Regions from separate parts of the Homo sapiens genome. Here region 2 is linked to region 1. The links are chromatin contacts, found by Hi-C in ENCODE. All regions are on one chromosome and are shown on one strand. Each heading gives the region's core, a stretch centred on a gene start or an enhancer-like site at or near the end of the contact. The rest is flanking DNA. Distances are from core to core; before and after follow the strand shown.

Region 1 (7,547 bases), core at 2,819-5,318:
AGAAAAACAATTTCACGGAACTAGATTTTAGCTCTAAACAATTCAAAACTTGTTTCACCTCTGCCACACATTCTTTGGGTACTAGCACAGTAAGACACTTAACATTGTCTCTGGAAGTAGGTGGTTTTGTCTGAGAGTTCCTCTGCTCCTGGCCTTTTCTGTCACAACACTAGGTGAATTGTAACTGTGGGCATGAGTATCCCTCTAACTTAACTACACTTAAAAAATTACTGAAAATCGCTAAACCAAAACTAAATATAGCCTCAATGTAACTTCCTTGTAGGCAGATTCAAAAAAGGATCCCAGCTACTTCAATACTACGACTTGAAGGTATTCATGAGCCAGACAAATTAAGAGTGGAAAAAGACAGTAGTCTTATCGATTGTTGTTAAAATGTCTTTCTTTTCTATTAATTTTACAAGAACAGAAGACACATGTACTCATTAGCAAGTCACTACCACGATCCTAACGAGTGACTGTGCAAGCAAGGGTCCCTGAAGTTTAAGTTTTTGAAGCTGTGGCAAATTTACCTCTGGTCCTAACCCAAGGACTTTTGGAATAATAACTGCCATTCACACAAAAAAAGCCATTCCATTGCAATTCTTAGTGTTCTTTTCTTCAAACCATCACACAAAACTCTTTTCTCTTACTCCCTCACTTGTTCAACCATATTGATGGAGCACCTACTATATACAGTCATGAGCTGATTAGCAATGGGGATATGCATTTCTCAGAAGAAATGCATCATTAGGCAATTTCATCATTTTGCAAACATCATAGAATGCACTAATGCAAACCTAGATACTATAGCCTACTACACACCGAGGCTACATAGCATGTTGCTCCTAGGCTACAAATCTGTACAGCATGTTACTGTACCAAATACTGTAGACAAGTGTAACACAATGGGAAGTATTTGTGTACCTAAACATAACTAAACATAGAAAAGGTACGGTAAAATTATCTTACCTTAAAAGATGAAAAAGGAACACCTGTATAGGCCACTTTCCATGAATGAAGCTTGCAGGACTGGAAGTTGCTTTGAATGAGTCAGTGAGTGAGAGGTGAGTGAATGTGAAAGACATTATTGTACATCATTGTAGACTTTATAAACATTGTCTGCTTAGGCTACACTAGATTTAAAAAATAATAATAAATATGCCTTAGCTTACTGTGACTTTTACTTTATAAACTTTTCAATTTACCTTTTTGACTTTTTTGTAATAACATTTAGCTTAAAACACACATTTCCTTTCTTTATAACTTTATAAGTTTTTTATTAATTTTTTTTAACTTTCTAAACTTTTTTTGTTAAAACTAAGGCACACACACATACATTAGCCTAGGCCTACACAGGGTCAGGATAATCAATATTATTGTCTTCCACCTCCACATCCTGTCCCTCTGGAAGATCTTCAAGGACAAAAACATGCCTAGAGCTGTCATCTCCTGAGACAATTATGCCTTCTGGAATATCTCCTGAAGGACCTGCCTGAGGCTGTTTTACAATTAACTTTTTTTTTTAATAAATAGGGGTACACTGTAAAATAACTATTAAAAAGTCAGCACAGGAAGTTTATTTACACCAGCATCACCATAAACGTGTGAGTGATGCATTGTACTATGATATTACAATGGCTACAACATCACTAAGCAATAGCAATTTTTCAGCTTTTTTATCATGTTATGTGGTCCATAGTCCTTTGTTTATGTGGTCCATAGTTCACCAAAACATCACTATGCAGTATATGACTGTGCTAGGTTCTGTGTTCAACCCTGGAAACGTAATGATGTACAAGAAAGATATACATGGTGCTTCTCTCTCAGAGCTCACTGTCAGAGGCAGTTAACTACCCATTTGTAGGCTAGAACACCTCAGGTTTGCAATCAGCCGTAAGCCTTCCTAGGCTCTGTCCCACTGTGATGTAATTTTTTAGGCTACATTCAGCCTAAGCCTTAATTCGTGTCTTAATCCATTCAAACTGCTATAACAAAATGCCGTAAACTGGGTGGATTAGAAACAACAAACACTCCTCACAGTTCTGGATACTGGTAAGTCCAAGATAAAGGCACTGGCAGACTCCGTGTCTGGTGAGGACCCATTTCCTGATTCATAAATGGCAGTCTTTTCACTGTAACTTCACATGGCAGAAGGGACATGTGAAGTTATGGTAAAAAGTTACAGTGACCTCTCTGGGGGCTCTTTTACAAGGGAATTAATTTCATTCATGAGGGCTCTCTCTTTGTGACCTAATTACCTGATTAGGCCCCACTTCTTAATACCGTTACACTGGGGATTGGGCTTTAACATATTAGTTTGGGGGGAACACAAACAGATCATAAGTAGTCTCGATTACCACACCCTAGCCCAGTACACAGAACCAGTCATAGCTTCCTGTTGCATGGGGCTCTGAGATCAGATTGCTCATCCTCAGTTACAAGGCGCCTATTACACTCTCCTGAACTGGTCAGTGAGCTCATTTCACTGCTTGCTATCCCATTACCACTGTTCAGCTCATGAGAACTTCCCTCTGCTGTTTGCCCTTTCCACCCAGTTACTCCTCTTCTAGATCTTCCCTGCCTAGCCTGGCACTCTGCATGAGGACTGCTCTTCACACAATATGCAACCACTTCACTTACAGCTACCCATCACCTGAACAAAATCCCCCTGGATGAAGTGAGATAATGTATCTTCATCACCTACCACATCTGTTTGTTAAAAAGATGATAGATTCTACTTTCTATATAAGATAAATAATAATCATCTAGTCCTGAGCATGAACACAATACTATAAATTTGGTAATCCTTTACCAAAAAAATACATGGTTTTAGATTATTCTTTTAATGTGTTAGTCTCAGTTAAGAAATTATTACTTTAACTGGAATTTTGGAGGAACAAGACTTAGAAATGATAAAATTTGGTGGTAATCACACACAATAACAATTTTTATTGTTTGAGTCAGTGCTAGAGTTCATTCAGGTGGTATTTGGCTGGCTTTGTTAGTCTTGCTTCCCAAATTAGCTTTGCTTTCCGATCCAGATGTCAATATGTGAAATGGTCATCAGCCAAGTGCAGAAGGATACACAAGCTGGCTGCAAAACATGATGACCTATCCAGTGGAAAGATGAAACCTGACAGAGACCTGGGGACAGGCTCAGACTCTGCCTGGGAATGCTTAGGAATCTGGGGAAAAGCACATCGGAAACTTGAAAAGGGAAATGGCAAACTTCAAAAATGTACAAGCTGAAAGCTACAAAAAGCTCAACCCAACCGTCTTTGGAAAGGCAATCCCAGTCCTTGGGAATGTCATAGAGCAAATCTATTACCACATACATGAACTCTCAGTGCTAATATGGCTTGCCAATGAAAATTTGGCTCTCATGGACTGAAGCATAATCAATGATACACAAATCAACTATTCCGAGTGTATAAACGAGCTCTGTGAATTGATGAGACATGTGTAGCCCTGAGGATAAGAGGATAACAGGTGTATAGTCACTGTTTTCTCAGAGCTGGTCACATGAAAGGAGAAAGCAGTGATGCATACAGCTGTATTTATATCCTGCATTCAATCATGGAAAAAGCAGCATTCAATATCATTGTCTGCCCCCACTAAAAGGAGATCTGGATAGTTCTTTTGGGAATTTCACAAGTTATCTGGACACAGAATGTAGCCCTTACTTATTTCTCAGCTCTACAGAGTTTTAAAATGTATGTGTAGGGGAAGGGATATTTGGCATATCTGGGAACCTTCCTCACAATTTACTGCTAACCTAAAACTGCTTTAAGAAATAGTCTTTAATAATGATTTTTTCAAACCAACAAATATTATGCATTGCTTTTAAAATTCAATACCAATCAGTAAATGTGCTTTGAAATTTGTAAAGCCCAGGTAGTTAAGACACATACACTTTGTGAGTCTCTTAGAAATAGTGGCACCATCCCATCAGAGCAGGCACAATGTCTCCTTTAACAGATGGCTGGGAAAGAAGGCAGCCAAAAGACCATGTATGAACAACAAATGTGCTTCTAAGGGCGGCAGTCCAAGCAGCGAATGTTGAAATTGTTTTCCATCCTACGCTTGCAGGCCTGTGGCAAAGGGACTGGGGAATCAGTTGACTTGTGTGCGCTTAAGCAAAATGGCCAAATAGCTCCCATGACTATAGGAAAGGAGACCAGCAGATGTGGGGGCAGCAGAGTGTTCCAAGCATGGGATTAGGAATGCTCATTGTCCTTGCACCATTACGAGCAAGGCTCTTCTGCTATCTGTTAACACCATGTTTTATCTTGTTTTCATTCATACACGCTGAAGAATGAGCACAACACAGGCAGTTTGGCATCTTTAGAGATGAAAAGTATTTTCGCTAGAAAGATCAGGTACAAATCTATTTTACCTAAGAAGAGAAATATTATTTATAAGAGGGGAGGTGTCTTTGGTCTTTGCTGCCTTTCTCACTGTGCTTTAAACAAATTTCTACTACATAAATGTGGGTATAACTAGTTTATAATCTTATATATGTCTAGTTCAAGTCTTACAAGGATGCAGTGGAATATCTGCAGTGAAGAGAAGTCTTGCCCATCTATATAAGGACCTCTGGAGTAAAAAGCTGCAGTGTTTGTGAATTTTGAGGCTATGTTGTTGAATGATCATTTTTACATTAATGAGACTTTTTGGCATAGTGTGTGGATGGAACTTAAATTTTAATAGAAACATCATGTTATTAAAGCCCAAAGTCCATTGGTGAGGGTATGTGTGTATGTTTACGTGTGTGTATAAAGTTGGTTTCTATATCCAAATGACTATACATATATGAATATAAAAAAGTTACTATTTCTGGGTTTGCTGCATTGATTCTTTAAATAACTAGATTTTTACAGTACTCAGAACAACGAGACAGATAAGTTTCATTGTAAAATGAGGCCCTTGATAAATAGACTTCTGTTGTGGGACTTTTCAGTTCTTAGAAGAGTTCTTACTTTTTAAACGTATGTATTGACAACAAGTGAAAGTAGACGGAAGAAAGATTTGATCCATATGGTGCCATAAAATCCATGTTTAAGTAAACCTAATGCTACTTCTCAAACAGCACTCCACCAAGTTGACACCCATACTCTCTCCACCCTGAAAAGGTTTAGGGAATAATCACTTTTTCAACCTAATCTTTATTAGATCAACTACATTCTCTGCCATCTTATGATAGGAACCCCACTCATATATAATGCAGACTGGAGGTAAAGCCTTTAAAAATATATAATGTCCTTTCATAAGTTTTCAGGAAGTGAGAATCTTTGTATAAAATCAGGCTGGGTTATTGACTCAAGAATTCTCCCATCTGCCGAATCTAATCAGTACAGCAAACATCTTCAAATTATTCTCAGACACTGACACAGGCTTATGAAATACATTCCTTTCTATTATTTCCTGATCTTGTCCAACTTTGTACACTTTGAACCTCTAGGATTGGAAATCAATCATGCTGACAACTCATGTTATTTTTTAAAAAATTAATACTATTTGCCAAATCTTGAAATATTTCTCCCAATTTTCATCAAAAATGAAATGTTATTTATTATGGTAATGTTTTTGGAGTTGTTCGTCTGTAGTTTCAAATAATGTTGGCTTAAAATAATGTAGTTAAATATTTTGTATTTCAAAATAGCTATAAGAGATGAATTCAAATATTCTAACCACACAAAAATGATAAATATATGAGTATGCTGAAAACCCTGATTTGACCATTACACAATATATACATGTATCAAAACATCATACTGTACTCCATAAATATGTGCAATGATATGTATCAGTTAAAATAAATACTGAAATAAATTTTAATGTAGTTTGAAATGACCTGAATTTGTTGAAATTGCTGTTATAATCAGAACTACTTTAAAAGTTTAAATTTTTATTACTTTAAAATTAATAGAATTATAAAGTACAATTAAAGCTTAGATAATTCTGGAACCCAAGTACAGTTTTATAAAAGTAGGATATTTAATTTAAAATGCAAAAAAATGTCTATCAAACTAGTGCAATGAGACATGGATGACAGGTCAGATTTTTGAATTTTTGGGGCAGTGCTGCCCTCTAATGACAGTATTGAAGAACTTGCTTTATTTGGTCATTACTTAACAGAAAGTTTAGCCTCACATTTTCATTTCTGGTTACACATTAGAATCACCTGGGGACCTTTTAGAACAGTCTCCATTCCCATCCCCCAGAAACTCTGATGTATTCATCTACGTCCTGGGCATTAGTAGTTCTTATGCTTTCCTGGAAATTCAAATATGCATCATTTTAAGAAATGCTAGTTTAGGCAGAGAAACAAAGTATTAACAATACCAAAAAAATTGTATCCCAGTCCCCAGAGTATCTAGCACACCAGTGATCACCGGTCTCTTTCTGTTCTGCAATACCATTTTCAGGGACCTGGCTTCTGACCCCCCAAACTCCCTGATTAGCCATTGGCCAAGTTATTACATAGGCACAACTAGGTATAAACATACCGACATAAAGAAACACAGTATTATACATTCACAACTGCAGAAAAAAAAACAAAAAACTTTTCCTTCCAATTCCCCTGCATCTCAACTTCTTGCCAACTTCCAAACAAAAAAAAATAGCTTCATTCATTATTATAATTCAGAAGGCTTTAAAACTGATGACAATGCTGTTGGGAAGAAAGGGGAACAAAAATGGGAGGATGGCATTAAAAACAGGAGTGGGAGGTCTTTTTTATCTTGTGTATGTTTCCTGTCCTCCCCATTGCAATATAATTTTAATAATAAAGGAATTTTTGTCTGTTTCAGGACAATGCCTGGCACATAGTTAGCACTCACAGGCATTGTTTAATGGATGAACAAATAAATGAATGAATGCATGAATGAGTAGGTTTATGTTTGAGACTGGGTGAGAGAGAGAAAAAATAGAAATAAATATTTAAGGCTTTGGGAGAAGGAACAGGTAACTTCCCACTGAAGGAAAAAAGATACCTATCCAAATGAAAGGTTGAAAATACATATCACTGTAAAAAAGGGAAAAAAATGGAATAAGAATAATGGAAAAGCAAATTTATAATTAATTGGTAGAAACCTGTGAATTGTGTCAAAACCCAACTATTCCAAAACTGACCTTAAAGGTCATTTAAAGACACATGATTAGAAACAAAATTAATTAGTCACTTTTGGAGGGTTTTAGGGAACCACCTCATTATTTTGATAATTAGTAAATAGAAGGTAAAAATTAGTAACTTGTCTTTCCTACACAAACTATATCACTGGGTAACCAAACATAAGTATTTTTCTGTAGAATAGTCCAGTTATTAAGTACATAAGAAATTATTGAATTAGCATATCATTACTATCATTATCTTCCAACCCACAATGAATGAATTAATTGTTTAGGCATTGAGCATCAACAGCTGCTAACAGGACAAAGGAGTAATCATCAGACTCTTGATACCTCTTGATAGACGAACACACCACTACCTATAAAGTAATCTTGCTTAAAAAATTCAACCTATTTGGCAAGCCTCTAGGCTCAAA
Region 2 (7,547 bases), core at 3,232-5,731, 470 kb before region 1:
CCATCTTCACTTCAAACTGCTCAGAAAGCCGTGATTCAATTTCATAATTTCTCTCATTGCTGGGTGTGGTGGCTCATGCCTATAATTCCAGCATTTTGGGAGGCCGGGGTGGGAGGATTGCTTGAGCTCGGGAGTTCAAGGGCAGCCTGGGCAACATAGTGAGACCCTGTCTCTACAACAAATAAAAAAAGTAGCCGGGTGTGGTGGCATACACCTGTAGTCTCAGCTACCTGGGAGGCTGAGGCTGGAGGATTGCTTGAGCCCATGAGGTCAAGGCTGAAGTGAGCCATGATTATACCATCCCACTCCAGTCTGGGTGACAGATTGAGACTCTGTCTCAGATAATAATAATTATTATTATAATTATAAATTATCTCAGTACTTTGTATCACACACTACACTTAAAACTATCAAATACCTCTATAATGTTAGTTTTGGACAACATTTTTGCAAAACTTTAAAACTGTATCTTCCGCCGGGCACAGGTGGTTCATGCCTGCAATCTCAGCACTTTGGGAGGTCAAGGCAGGAGGATTGCTTAAGCTCAGAAGTTCAAGACCAGCCTGGGCAACATGGCAAAACCCTGTCTCTACAGAAAAAAAAAAAAAAGCACCAAAAATCAGCCAGGTGTGGTAGCACGCACCTGTAGTCCCAGCTACTCAGGAGGCTGAGACAGAAGGATCACTTGAGCCTGGGAGGTGGAGGTTGCAGTGAGCTGAGATGGCATCACTTCTCTCCAGCCTGGGTGACAGAGTGAGACTGTCTCAAAAAAAAAAAAAAGTATCTTCATTGCCTTAAAAATTACAAAGGTAATAGATATATGGAAATTCCAAACAACATAAAAATGAGTAAAGCAGAAAAAGCCTTGAAATGAGGCAAGTTTAGGAAAGGATAAGAGTCAGAGATATCTATAATAAAAAACCACTGATGACACTTTGATGGAGGTCAAGTGTTCTGTCTCAGTAGTCCTAGGGCAGGGGCCACAGCTGTCCAGCTTTCTAACTTGCATTAGGACTCATGTCACTGCCTTACTGCTTCTTGGGTTAGCTATATAGGTATTTCCCATACAAGCCTCTGTCCTCCCTTGTGTAAAGAGCCCCAGGACAGCAGGATGGTTCAGTGGAAAAAGGTCAAGGTAAGTATCAGGCCCAGGTTCAAACCTTGCTCTGCACTGAGTAGGTCACTGAGCTTTCCAGTTTGTTTCTTCATTTGCACCTGTGGATAAAAACCACAAGGATTAGACAGCTAGCTTTGGTAGTAAGGAGTTCAGTAAGTGGAAGCTATTATGATTACCACCCTCAGGTAGTTCTAGTTTGAACTTCAGGACCTCAAAAATAGTAACTCAGATTTTCAGACGTCAGCATAGGCAGCTCCAGGGGAAGTTCCTATGGACAAACCTTAATGAGCTCAGAAAGCTGGTTTTGCATGCCGGAGCAACCAACAACAGACAAGTTGCCTTCATGGGCCTTTGAAATCTGTTACAAAGTTGAGCAACCATCCCAAAAAGAAACATTGAAGATTTAGTTTTCAAAAGCATCGTTCATCTCAGAAGAGTGCTTGTATCGCCTATTCTACCAAACAGGATGTTGTTATGTAAACTTCAGGATCTATTGAGAAACTCTCCAAGTGGGAAGTCCCTGGCCTCGTGGGAAAAGAGAGTAATTGTATTAACTAATTAGCAAAGGATCACTTCACACATATCAGGCAATACTATTTAGAGAAAGGATTATTTAACTCAGACTAATACGGGAGTTTTCACACTCCTAGGTATATATTTTATGCCTCAAAGATCCTCTGCAGCAAAAGTATTGCAGTCCTGGAGGGCACTTGTTAATATTAAAAACAAATGAAAACAACTCAGATCAATCTAATTGTTATTATCCAGTAGTTTTGTTTAGAAGAGTCACAGAAGTAGGCATTTAGATTGTCAAAACAAAAGTTCATAGAACAGGGTAGATAATTTAAACATGTGCTATCTTAGTCTCTCCTAGATTAGATTTTCATTGCCTACATGTTTGCCTACATGTTTGCATATCAGCAATGCCATCATAAATGTCTGAATCAACGTGGCTGAAAGAAACACCACTAAGATTGAACTGAAGACTCCTAGAAGAAAACAGATAACAGCAGAAATAGCCCTGAGAGATCAAATTGCTTTTTATTCCATGGACATCATGATTTGACACAGAAAGGTTAGAAAATACAAATATATATCACTGAGTTCAAATTTAGTTTGTGTTTATCTTTCTTTTGCTAAATTATCTTTGCTCAGCTGTTGAGCCTATAGTGCCTCATTATTAACAGAAGGTGAAAGCTGGCCTGGGGTGCCAGTTACAAACCATAACAGAGAAGCTGTTTTTCTCAGATATTTCAGTGTTGTTTTTTAATCATGTAAGTGGCTGGTGCATACATTTTCCCTTACCTTTAATCACATGAACAAACTAAAATAACTTCTAAATTCCAAGTCTGTTGCTGTTTGCTAGAAAAGGTATACATTTCCCCAGGAGGGAAAAAGGAGTCTAGAAGAAAGGAAAAAAGAATCTAGAAGAAAAAAATATGCAAAATAAATGTCAGGCTTGCAAACACTGGGTTTATGCTAATGGAGCCAATGCACATTAAAGGTCATTGTTTTCGTGTCCATTTCCCTGAGGGTAGATATCTGCTAAGGATGCTGTCAGAGTGGGTCCAGCATTTGATGAGAGGTTGTGCTACGATCATACTTCCTCACTTTAAGGACTTTCACACACTCATGTGTTGGGATTGACCGGAAACCATATACAAGTAATTTATTTCTAAAAATCAAGGATTGAAGCCAGGGAGTAGTTAATTTAAAAATAAAGATTTGAGATTACCCTTATAATGCCCCTTAAAGTCACTCATGTGAATTTCAATATTCTTTCTTAAGTGAAGGGAAAGAGGTGAAGTTGCATTCTATTAAATGTCACAGGCATATATAGCACTAGAAAACATGACCTGTGTTTTTTTTTTTGTTTTTTTTTGGTGAGAAAATGTCTGAAAATACTGAGTTGTGTGATTTCTAAGGTTTCTATGATTCTATAATTCTGTCAAAAGCATTTTTAAAAACAAGCTCCGAAAAAGGCATCCAATTTGTATTTCTTGTCTTTACCCTGTGGTTCAGATATATCAATAGTTAGCCATAAGTGGCTGTTTATCAATATAAAATAAAGCAACTGGTTTCACAAGTAGTTGGTTGGTCTTACCCATTTTCCCATAAAATCGCATAGTTCAAATAAAAGATGAAGTTTGGTTAATTTAGCTTTTACTTCAATTCCGAGTTTGTAGAGTGTTACACCGCCACCCTGTGGACATAAGTTTTTCAGCTTCTAGCAAGGCTTTTTTTCATTTTTTTTTTCTTTCTTTGAGACAGGGTCTTGCTTCCGTCACCCAGGCTGGAGTGAAGTGGTGCCATCTCTGCTTAGTGCAAACTCTGCCTTCTGGGCTCAAGTGATCCTGTCATCTCAGCCTCCCAAGAAGCTGGGGCTACAGGCCCGTGCCACAACCCCAGCTAATTTTTGTATTTTTTGTAGAGATGGGGGTTTTGCCGTGTTGGCTGGACTGGTCTGAAATTCTTGGGCTCAAGCGATCCACCCACCCCAGCCTCCCAAATGTTGGAATTACAGGTGTGAGGCACTGTGCCCGGTCCCAACAAGGCCTTTGAATATGTAACTAGTATTCCACTTAAAAAATATGCAAGGCAAATAGCCTCATCGATTGTAACTCTAAAATGAGTATATATGAAAATGTTAGGCATTGTTCACTAAAAATTAAAAATAATTGTTTCCTGTTAAATGAAAGTATGGAAAATGATGGTTACTGCATAAGTCAGTTTCTTTAAATATAACCATACCTTTACCAGAAACCAAAAAACATCCCAGGAAATAGACTTTCTAGAATTGTCTTCTGAGCTAAATTCCAGTCTAGGATGATCAACTGTTCCATTTTTCCTGGGACAAAGTTTTCCCAGGACTTTAAGGCTAAAAATGGGAAAGTTGTTGGTAAACTGGGCAGAGTTTCTACATATGACACACATATGGCTCTTTTGCCCAGGGATTTTAGCCTTTTTTGCTTCTAGCAATTTGTTACAGACTTATGGGAGCTCACAGTAACCCTTAGGGTAAAAGGAAAGTCTGATGAATTAAAAGTGAATGGATCTAATGTTATTAGCAATATTATTTATTATAGTCAAAAAGTGAGAACAATCCAAATGTTTGTCAACTGCTAAGTGGGTGAAGAAAATGTGGCATATTCATATAATAGAGTATTATTCAGAAATAAAATGGAATGAAGTACTGACACACGCTACAACCTGGATAAACCCTGAAGACATTGTGCTAAGTAAAGAAGCCAGACACAAAAGACCACATATTGTATGATTCATTTATATGAAATGTCCAGAGTTGGCAGTAAAGACAAAGTAGATTAGTGGTTACCAGGGACTGTCGGGAGGGGGAATGAGGAGCGGCTGTTAATGGGTCGGGGTTTCTTTTTTTTTGGGTGATGAAAATGCTCTGGAATTCGATAGCAGTGCTGGTTGCACAACTGTAAATATACTAAAAGCCTCTGAATAGCACGCTTTAAATAGGTGAACTGTATGGTATATGAATTATATCACAATAAAGCTGTTTAAAAATAAAGTAAATAGATCCTTGGTGTCATGTTTTCATTGCAGCAGACTGTCAGCAAAAGGGATGATGAGTAGAAAGGCAGTATATGAAAAACTAGTTTATTCCTCAACATTTCCATGATTAATTACTTTCAGGTCTATAGACTATAGAATCAATTAACTTGGAAATGATTTAAGAGAGTAAGGAAGCCATGAATTTCAGATGCAATGTTTGGCTATATAGAGATTTGGAGATGTAGTGTCAGACACATCTGGGTTTTACCTCTGGCTCAATCAATCAAGCGTCAGTTTCCTCGTCTGTAAAACAGATTTCATAATTGTGCTCACTGAATTGAGCATTAAGGATTAAAGGAGTGGGGATCTTGAGCGATCTGGTTGGCCTTCCAAGGCAGGATTACTGTGACTGTTGTGCGTGCACACTCTCCTTTTCCTATTATTGCTGTTGTTTCCTGTTTTTGCCAGGTACAGACCAAGTGCTGAGTCTGGGTGAAGGAGAGAAAGCTTCTCCTCTCAGGCGATGCTGGCTCTTTGTCCCTTGGAGAGTGGCTCTGGTCTGGCTATGTTGATAAATTCCACAGAGCTGCTATTCATCAGAAATTCAAATCAGCAGATTGTTACTGGGAGAGCTTTCTACCCTAATCTCCCTGGAAAGGCAGGGTTTCAGGCGTCCTGGATCGCAAGCAGCTCCTGAGGTGGGATGAGGGACAGGATGTGATGTTTTCAAGAACCTTCTTTCTGAAGGACTTGCTCCTTTCTTCTTAGACCACTTGTTCTTCCTTCATCTTTGTTTTCTTCCAGTTAGCCGTTAGGCATCATTTTATTTCATGATGCACAGCACCTCTCTTGTCCTATATTTAAAGCAGGCATTCTCTAGTGCTCCAAAGCATGGGCATTTAGCAAAGGCTTTAAGTTTGAGCAGCAAGCCATTTCAGTTGCTTTCTTTTAGATCATTCCTATTTTTCTCTGTATCATCAAATCATCTCTTCTTATTTAAATTTTTTATTTTTATTTTTTTGATACATGGTCTCCCTCTGTCACCCAGACTGGAGTCCAGTGGTGCGATCATGGCTCACTGCAGTCTCAACCTCTTGGACTCAAACGTTCCTCCCACCTAAGCTTCCCAAGTAGCTAGGACTACAAGCATGCACCCACCATGACAGACTAGTTTTTTAAATATTCTGTTCAGATGAGGTTTTGCCATGTTGGCCAGGCTGGCTTTGAACTACTGGGCTCAAGTGATCCTGCTGCCTTAGCCTTCCAAAGTGCTGAGATTACAGGCGTGAGCCACCATGCCTGGAAAATCATCTCTTCTTTACCTTCCTTGGGCTTCATAAGCCAGGATGCCAGTGCCTCTAAGGTGCTGGTTATCACAGTACTGGCACATAGGATGTGCCTGTTGAATGCTTGCTTGAGGTGGGCAAACTGTTTAATTTATAATAATCAGCCTTTGGGGTGAAGACAGAATTCTGTGCAGTATTTTTCAAGTCCCACATCACTGCCTTTTTCTGTTCTTCTGGATGTTTTCCTCCCTCAGTATTCCCCTCATCCAGAGTCTCTGAGGGGGTGACTTTGTGGGAGGAATAAAATGGAATGTTTTTAAAGTGACTTAGCATGGCTTAACTATGATACCTCAAAATTGGCATCACCGTACCACTCATTTTTTGTTGCACTTGAACCAAAAGAGTTATACGAAGTTACAAATGTTAGGGGAGTTTGGGCCAAGCATTTCTGGAGAGGAGTTTCTGTGTGGGAGAACAGTCATAGTCTTAAATGGCTGAATCAATTTCAGGAGGAGAGAAGCAAGAAGGGCTTCTGGCCACTACTGTCTAGCCTAACGCTCAGGGAGGGAAGGGGGTGGCAGTGCAAAATTTGGAAATATTCCTTGTTCCTCCTTCCACAGGTCAGAAGGAAGTCATGCAGAACTCACCTGCAAGGGATCCAGAGAGCTCGACAGGCGGCTGAATTTAATTTCACAGAAGAATGAAGAAAACTCAGGAGAATAGAAAATTAACCTAAGATCAAAGGAGGTGAGGGAAATTGCCAAACTTGTATTTCTAGTAGGGACCATTTTTGGAATTTGTTGTTGTGTTTAACTTTGAGAAATATCTATGAAACCCAATGAAATACATTTAAAAAGTTAGCAGAACTTAAGGAGTTTCTTTTAAAAGTAAAAATTTACATTAGTAGCTGATTATACACACACACACACACACACACACACCACCTAAAACCACAATGTATGGTTTATTAATGTATTTATTTGATAAATATGTATTGAATGGTTATTGAATTGGATCATATAAAATTAACTTTTTTTTTTTTTTTTGAGACAGGGTCTCTCACTCTGCCACCCAGGCTGGAGTACAGTGGGATGATCACAGCTCACTGTAGCCTTGATTTCCTGGGCTCAAGTAATCCTCCTGTTTCAGCCTCCCAAGTAGCTATGACCACAGGCATGCACCACCATGCCTTGCTAATGTTTTCTGTTTTTTCTAGAGACAGGGTCTTGCTATGTTGCCCAAGCTGGTCTCGAATTCCTCAGCTTAAGTTATCCACCTGCCTCTGCCTCCAAAAGTGCTGGGATTACAGGCATGAGCCATTGCACACAGCCTAAAACTGACTTTTTTTAAGGTCAAGATGTTGGTCTATCGGCCATTTCACATGGTTGAACCTATCAGCCAAAATTGTTGTTCAAGGAATCAGCAGTGAAACCTTCTCTAATCTCAGGGGATTTACAATCTAGGGTGAAATAAATCCTTTAAATAAATAATCAAAAAGTTATATAAGACAATAAAATAATTATAAGTGTGGCAACTGTAGGCAAAAAGAGCATGCAAGGAGCCCTGAGACCATACAATGAAGAAACAACTTAGTCTTTGGGGTTGGAAAAGGTGCCCCTGGG

The links. Hi-C counts contacts between places; a loop is a spot of excess contacts on that map. Pooled maps may share reads with other maps.
Region 2: a map of K562 shows a loop between it and region 1 (3-fold over the local background). The contact joins two enhancer-like sites. A Hi-C loop is called at or near these places in 1 of 168 maps with a recorded cell type or tissue (K562), 1 of 37 single-sample maps with no recorded cell type and 9 of 50 pooled maps.

What each region holds. Positions count from the first base shown.
Region 1 is chr6:116,970,697-116,978,243 of GRCh38, reverse strand. No RefSeq gene overlaps it. Among named protein-coding and RNA genes, the nearest start is that of RFX6, 97 kb to the right of the region's middle. Within about 2 kb of position 4,068, at least 2 of the 41 ENCODE cell types and tissues checked have a DNase peak (open chromatin) inside an H3K27ac peak, as active enhancers do.
Region 2 is chr6:117,445,810-117,453,356 of GRCh38, reverse strand. No RefSeq gene overlaps it. Among named protein-coding and RNA genes, the nearest start is that of ROS1, 24 kb to the right of the region's middle. Within about 2 kb of position 4,481, at least 2 of the 41 ENCODE cell types and tissues checked have a DNase peak (open chromatin) inside an H3K27ac peak, as active enhancers do.